Regions from separate parts of the Mus musculus genome. Here region 2 is linked to region 1. A link is a contact called in ENCODE Hi-C or POLR2A ChIA-PET data. All regions are on one chromosome and are shown on one strand. Each heading gives the region's core, a stretch centred on a gene start or an enhancer-like site at or near the end of the contact. The rest is flanking DNA. Distances are from core to core; before and after follow the strand shown. Region 1 holds the start of Gas1 (growth arrest specific 1). Region 2 has its middle 14 kb from the start of Gm35333.

Region 1 (3,568 bases), core at 764-3,263:
GGCCTCCTTTGCTTTTGCAGGGTGTCCCGAATTCTGCAGATTAGAGCTGGCAGTATAGATCAGCCGGTTATCTCTGCAGCCTGGAAAACCGCACAGAAGAGGGCCGAACATGTTGGCTGCGGTACGAGCTGGGCCCTGTCCACCCAGGAAGAGTGTGGGTCAGTGTTCCCGACCATCTCCGGTCTCCGAGCCACAGGTGCCCTGCTCGGGAACCAGCTGGGTCGTGCATACCGGCCTGGAGCAGCCTGCAGCAGGGGCGCAGGAGCTACAAGTGTGACCCGAGCAGCAGGAGCAACAGCAGCAGCAAACAGGCAAACGGGGTCCAGGCGCTTCGATTCGCCCAGTGGCCTCCACTGCCGCTGCTGCTGCTCCTGCGCCCGGGACCGTGGGGCAAGTCTCCGCGGCCGCCCGCCGCAGCAGCGCCGCCGCCCGGGCGCGCAAGGCCGTCGTCGTCGTCCAGGGGTTGCTCGCCGCCCGCGGCCCCAGCGCGCTGCTCGTCGTCATATTCTTCGTCGTAGTAGTCGTCCAGGCCCCCGTCCGAGCCGCTGCTGCCCGGACCGTTGCTCGCATCTGGGCCGAAGCACAGGCGGGCCATGTTCTCTTTGACCGATTCGCAGATGGGCCGCTCCAGCCCATCGCACACGCAGTCGTTGAGCAGCGCCGCCTTGGGCACGGCCAGCATGTCCTCGATGACCGCGCGGCACTCGTCTGTGCAGCGCAGCCCGTTGAAAAGCTTGCCGCAGTAGGCCAGGTAGCGGCTGAGCGCCAGGTTGCAGCGGCTGTCCCGGTCGCAGCGCCGCCGGGCCTCAGTGCAGCCCATGACCGAGCCCGCTCCCGCGCCCGGGCCCACGCTGCTGGTGCGCGGCAGACAGGGCTCGATGGCGCGCTTGGTGGACCTGCAGTGTTCGTCCTGCGCGCAGTCGCAGTCCTCCAGCGCGGGCCCGCGGCGCGTGTGGTTGAGCTGGATAAGCGCCGAGATGCAGTGGCTCGGGCAGCGCCAGCGCGGCGAGGACGCGGCCGAGGCGGGGAAGGCGCCGGCGGGCCCCGGAGCATCAGCCCCGCCGCGCTGCGCTAGCACCGGCGCACAAGCCTCGGCGTACTGGCTGTAGGCGTAGCTGCAGTCGGGCTCGCCCTGACACTGCAGCAGCGCCTGCCAGCAGATGAGGCGGCGGCCGTGCGCTAGCCCCGAGCCCCGCGGTGCCGAGCACAGCAGCTGCAGCAGCGCCATCAGGCACAGCAAGGCGCCCGGCAAGGTCCCCGTGCGGGCCCCGGCGCCGCCCAGCAGCGCGGCTAGCATCGCGGGCAGCAGCGGCCGCCGGACGCGGTGCGGAGCGGAGACGAGGCTCGGGTGGCGGCCGCGGGGCCGCTGGAAAAGTTTGTCCGAGTTCCGCGCACTTCTGGCATGGGCGTCCTCATCCATCCATGCCGGCGGCCCCGCGGCTGGTAAAGGCGGGTGTTCGCTCCGGCACCGCGGCCGGGGCTCCCTGAGAAGCGCGGCGACGCAGGTCCGGGTCCGGTAGACGGTTGGAGGCGCTCAGTGCCGTTCCGGGGGGACGCGGCGAAGCTGCAGGAGCGCGCGGCGCCGGGGGTGCATGGTGCTAGGCGCCTGCAGACAGTCGTGCGGCCGGCGGCTCCTCGGTTCCCGGCTCAGCGGCGCGTAGCACTTCGCAGCTCTGGCATCCCGCCTTCCCGCGGCCAGGACGCTTGGTCCCCTCCCCCTCTACCCCGGTCTGGGCCGCGCTCCGGGAAGTTCTGGGCGCCAGGCGCAGGGAGGACCCCGAAACTCGGAGCGTTTCTCTGCTCCGAGACCCGGAGCTTGGGGAGCGGATCCGCGGAGCCCGGCTGCGGACTAGCTCGCCGCGAGGCTTTAAATACAAAAGTGGGCCGGGAGCCCCCGTGTGGTGCCGCGGCGCCCCCTCATTATGCATGCATAGAAAAGCAAACAAACAAAAACATTAGCAACGCTCCTCCGGCTCGCCGAGCCCTGGCCCCGCGCGCTCCAGGCTTGCCCGCTTTCTCCTTTCTCCACTCTCCGGCGCCCTTTGCTCGGCCCCCTTCCCCGGCTTTGCGAGCTGCTATTGGTCCAGCCTGTTGTTGTTGAAACTTTTTTTTTTTTTTCCGAGCCGCTGGAGTGGGGCTGCAGAGTGGGGGAGGGCGGTGGGCAGCTCACATTCAGGCATTCAGGGCTTGAAAGGAACGGCTTAGGGAGCCTGACACAGGCCCAGCTCCTCCCACTCTTCAGGAGGCTGGGATACCGAACCCCAGCTCGCGCACAGAGCCAGCGGGCAGGGCTTAGGGCCAGCTGCCTGCATCCGGCTCAGCCACCGGCCTTTTTGTTCCCTTCCTCCGCCCCCTTTTTGTTTGGGTGGGGGGACACTTTTATTAATTCTTACTGATCCCCCATCTTTGCATCCGAGAAAGTTCGAAAGTCACTTTAATTTTCAGGCTCCTCATCTCTGAGTTCTGATCACCTCGGGGGGTATAGCGAAGGCAGGGAGTTTTGAGAATTCATTGTAAGACTTTAAAAACTTAGACACAGATTGCGCGCGCGGGCACACACGGGTTCTCTCTCTCTCTCTCTGTCTCTGTCTCTGTCTGTCTCTCTCTGTCTCTCTCTCTGTCTGTCTCTCTCTCTGTCTCTCTCTGTCTGTCTCTCTCTCTGTCTCTCTCTCTCTCTCTCTCTCTCTCTCTCTCTCTCTCTCTCTCTCTCTCTCTCTCTCACACACACACACACACACCGAGCCACCATCACAACCACGACCTCTACCACCACCACAAGAAGGACACTTTCCACCAGCTTTCAGTCCCCCTTTCCGGCAGGTAAGGCCCTCGCACTGGACATCGTTTTCAAACTAAGAAATCCAAAGAACTGAAACTATTTCTTTACTCACGATTTTTTTTTTTAAATACGAACGGCAATGACAAATCTTAGCATTAAAAACCCTGGGAATGCTGAGCGCTACCACCTGGCTGCAGTTACAGCACAGAGGACGAGGGTAAATTGACCCGCTACGTGCTTTAAACTGCACGTTTCAGTTCCTCGCTGTGTTTAAAGCAAAAGCCACCAGCAGAGCGGGCTTTGCAGTCAGAGCAGGACTCTCTCAAGCGACCTTAACTGTGGCGCAATGCAGCTTTTGGCCACTAGAGGCACCGCGAGTCTGTGGCCTGTCAAAAACTGGCTCCTTCCTCTCCCCTTTCCATGGTGAGACTATCAACTCAGTCTGTCACAAAATTTAAGGCTAAATCGCTGCTGAAGCAAAGGAAGCCCCAGCTGCAGTGCGTTCAGAAAGTGGACTGTCCACCTCTCCAAAGAGTTAAAGAGTTTGAAAGGGCGAGAGTGAGGGCCTGACGGATTAACCTGGCTTTTGGGAAAAGCTGGCTGCCTAGGCTGAGGAAGCTGTCTCTGAAACCTCACAGGATGAGAGAGGCAGACTGAGCTGTGTGAAGCCACCGTGCTCCTACCCTAACCCTAATTCATGGTTAGGACCATGAATTTAGTAATAGAAAACAAACGCAAATCTATCCTTAAAAACTAGCCAGATGTGGTACAGCAAGCCTGTTTATCCCA
Region 2 (3,568 bases), core at 601-3,100, 240 kb after region 1:
TTCCCCCACATACCACCCATCTCTTTACCCTCTGAGCCACAAGCAATGTGAGGATATGAACCCCCGTTGAAGGGACACACACTAGAAGTGATACCCATAGCGGCCTATGCTGGGAACTAGCCATTTCTTCTCTCCTGTGTGCTTCGAGATGACATGTAGACCTGCCTCAGTTTTGCCCAGGAAGTGGGTGTGGCTGTTGACATGGGGCAACCCTAGACAGTGGCTGATGGCTTACACAGCAGCATGGTGTGTATGGAAGCAGAGGAGAGGGCACATGGTCTATCACACCACCCCAAGTCTCAATAAGCTCTGAACACAGTGTGTCCCCCGTATTCATTATGTCTGATTGTGAACCAGTATTCGAGGTTTAAAGACATAATTAAAACACAGCAAACGCCTGTTGTGGGCAGATTGGTGTAGATCCAGCCTGTGTGTACTTGAGATGAGTCTAGAATTCTGTGAGGCTGACATCACGTCCTGTTTTAAAAAGTAAGAAGACTCCAACTCAGAAAGGCCAAGCAGCCTGCTTGAGGACACACAGTTGATAAGATCAGCTCTGCTCAGCACTTGGCACAGCCACACAGAGACACCCCAGGGCCAACTGAGGAAGGCACAAGTGTCTCAGAAGGAAAGAAGATGAAGCTGAATCCTTAAAGCCAGAGAGGGGTGACCTCCTAGCCCCAGGCTTCCAATAAATGCCATAGTTTTCCTTTTCTCTTATCTCACAGTCTGTCTTCAGGAACAGTGGAATTCTAATTATTTACATAAACTATTCGGGCCATGGGTGCAACAAATGGGTTTGTATTGACTAGGTTTATGGGGGGGAAAAGGAAGCAAACAAGGATGTAAAGTTCTAAAAGGAGTCATTTCCAAAAGTTTCTCCTGATGCTACCATTGTGCATCTGTGCGCATGTGCAGGCAGGTGCATGTGTGCATGCGCACAAATACCAGCCAGACACAGGTGTCTTTATCTATCATACTTTACCTTGTCCAGTGAATCCGGAGCTCTCTGATTTGGCTCGACAGCAAACCCCAGCAGTCTCATCTCCCTCTCTTCACTGCAGGATCAAAGGCGTATGCTACTCCCCGCGCCCCCCCCCACTTTTTAACATTGGTGTTGAGAATCCTAACTCAGTTCCCCAGGTTTGCAAAGCGAGCACTCTGCCCCAGCCATCTTGCCCATCTTCCTCACCCACTGATCCTCATATATTTTCTTTCAGATATATTTCTACTATTTTAAATTAAGTGTGCAGATGCCTGCAGAGGCCAGAGGTGATGGACTCCAGAGATGGAGTTATGGGTAATGGTTAGCTACCTGACCTGGGTACTAGAAACTGGAACTCAGATCCTCTTTAAAAGCCGGAAGTATTGCTAAGCCACCTCTCTGACCTCAGTTCTTGTTGCTGAAGAAACCTGTGGTGACAAAGGGGGGACAAAAAGACAATTCTGAAAACTGTATTTTAGGATTCGTTGATTTGGAATCTACGCGATACAGTAGCTCTCTTATATAAGAACTGAAAACTCCTGAACAAAACTTTCAATTTTATGTCTTTCATATTACATTTATTTCTTATGTATGGCCCTCAGTATTAAATGACACGTTTCCCCTAAGGGAAAGGTCCCCCTCATTCCTTACATCTGGGGAGGACAGCAGAGCAAGCCTAGCCTTCAGAGGGCCATGCTGGCACCGGATGTGACCCACAAACATGAGAACAGAGAGAGAAAGGAAAGGGCAGCCTGTGCCCTCTGCCTCTCTCCACACTGGCTCAGCATGTGTGCGTCTTTCTTGTCCCCACTTGGCAAGAAGGAAGATCTCGGACAAACAAGAGACTGAAAGAAGGAGGCCGGCCCTTCTTTTCTTAGCAGCATATTGCTAAGCGCAGTGTACAATGCACACCCAGCCAGCGACCATGCCTGACCCTCCTCGCCACAAGCCTCCTTGACAACACTGACCTGCTGTGCACATTATCTCTGCTCTTTGTGGCTTTGGGGGTCAGAACCCTGTTCCTGGATGAGACCCAGGATAGGAAGGAAGAGGAAACAAAAATGTTCTTTTTTTTTTCAATGAAGTGGTCTGATTACACACAGTGACAATCCCTAAGCCACCCCACAACTGTATGCCCACCCCCAAGCTGCAAGTTTGCAAAAACCACAGAAGGTCCTCAGTGCTTTCTGACTCCAGGTCACCTCAGCCCAGTGCAGGTGACAAGTATGAGTTCTGTACCCTCCCAAGGGGTGGCTCCTGGCTCACCATCTGTGAGCTGTGTGACTTCAGACACTCCCCTCCTTGAGCCTGCATTCTAGGGATCTTGCTCTATACACTGGGTGACCAGAGGTGAAGCTGCTGATGTCCTAATTCATGCAAGTTCCTCAGAGCCTCTTAGCTCCTTCCCTGCTCTGATACTCCACTGTGCTCACTGGGGTCAGCATGGTTACTCTTCTGTTTCTCCCACAGATCTGTCCCCTCTGAAAGATCCAAGAGCTTCTGAAATTGGCAACTCCACTCTAACCATGCCTCCTGTTTGCCCCTGTAAACCTGACCTCTGCAGAGTCCTCTGTAAACGGTCAGAGCTCCCACCCTGAGTATCTCCAAAATGATTGACAGTTTCTGAGTCACTTGGTTCATTTTGTTTTTGAAAACCCATTCACACTCAGTATCTCTGACCTAGAAGTGACTGTGTTATCTCACTTTGCTGGGACTTTTCCAGTTTTAGCATAAAACTCCCGTTCCAGCACAGTCCAGAATAAAGCATCATAGTATAATAGTCCTGGGAACCGGGCCAGTAGCTGCTTCATTCACTTCCATATCACTGCAAGAGTGAAAGCAGGAGCCCAGAACTTTTGTAGAATGAAGAAGAGAGTGTGTGATGGTTTGTATATGCTTAGCCCAGGGAGTGGCACTATTAGGAGGTGTGGCCCTGTTGGAGTAGGAGTGGCCTTGTTGGAGTAAGTATGGACTTGTTGAAGTAGGTGTTGCCTTGTTGGAGTGGGTGTATCACTGTGGGCATGGGCTTTAAGACCCTCATCCTAGCCACCTGGAAGTCAGTCTTCCACTAGCAGTCTTCAGATGAAGATGTAGAACTCTCAGCTCTTCTTACATCATGCCTGCCTGGATGCTACTATGCTCCCACCTTGATAATAGACTGAACTTCTGAACCTGTAAATGTTCAGCCCCAATTAAATGTTGCCCTTATAAGAGCTGTCTTGGTCATGGTGTCTGTTCACAGCAGTAAAACCCTAACTAAAACAGAGGGGGCGGGGAACAGGCAAGGAGAAAGAGAAAGAAGGAGAAAATATGAGGAAAGGAAAGGAAGAAGGGGAAAAGGAAGGGGGAAAAGGGAGAAAGGAAAAGAGGTAAGAAGGGAGAGATAAAGGGAAGAAGGAAAGAAGGGGGGAAGAGAAGAACAATAAAAGGATAAATGGAGAAATTTTTATTTTATATTACATTTGTTTAATTGGTAAATAGATTAACATACTTTAATGTTCAAAGTTGCAATGGTAAATAAATTAACATACTTTTCTGTTCAAAGTTGCAGCAAGTCTGCCAGTAATGAGAGACTCTCATGTC

Evidence for each region. Hi-C counts contacts between places; a loop is a spot of excess contacts on that map. ChIA-PET counts read pairs that join two places held with the same protein, here RNA polymerase II (POLR2A).
Region 2: a loop to region 1 is called in a map of gastrocnemius, with 2.4 times the contacts of the local background. The contact joins the enhancer-like site here to the promoter of Gas1 in region 1. A Hi-C loop is called at or near these places in 1 of 37 maps with a recorded cell type or tissue (gastrocnemius). POLR2A ChIA-PET finds 5 or more read pairs at or near these places in 1 of 5 experiments (Patski).

What each region holds. Positions count from the first base shown.
Region 1 is chr13:60,175,522-60,179,089 of GRCm38, forward strand. It overlaps Gas1 (growth arrest specific 1), which reads right to left and starts at 2,014. Exons shown (of 1, transcript NM_008086.2): 1 at 1-2,014. The coding sequence starts at 1,420. The coding sequence ends at 266.
Region 2 is chr13:60,418,753-60,422,320 of GRCm38, forward strand. No RefSeq gene overlaps it. Among named protein-coding and RNA genes, the nearest start is that of Gm35333, 14 kb to the right of the region's middle. Within about 2 kb of position 1,851, at least 1 of the 3 ENCODE cell types and tissues checked has a DNase peak (open chromatin) inside an H3K27ac peak, as active enhancers do; it is gastrocnemius, where a contact is called at or near this core.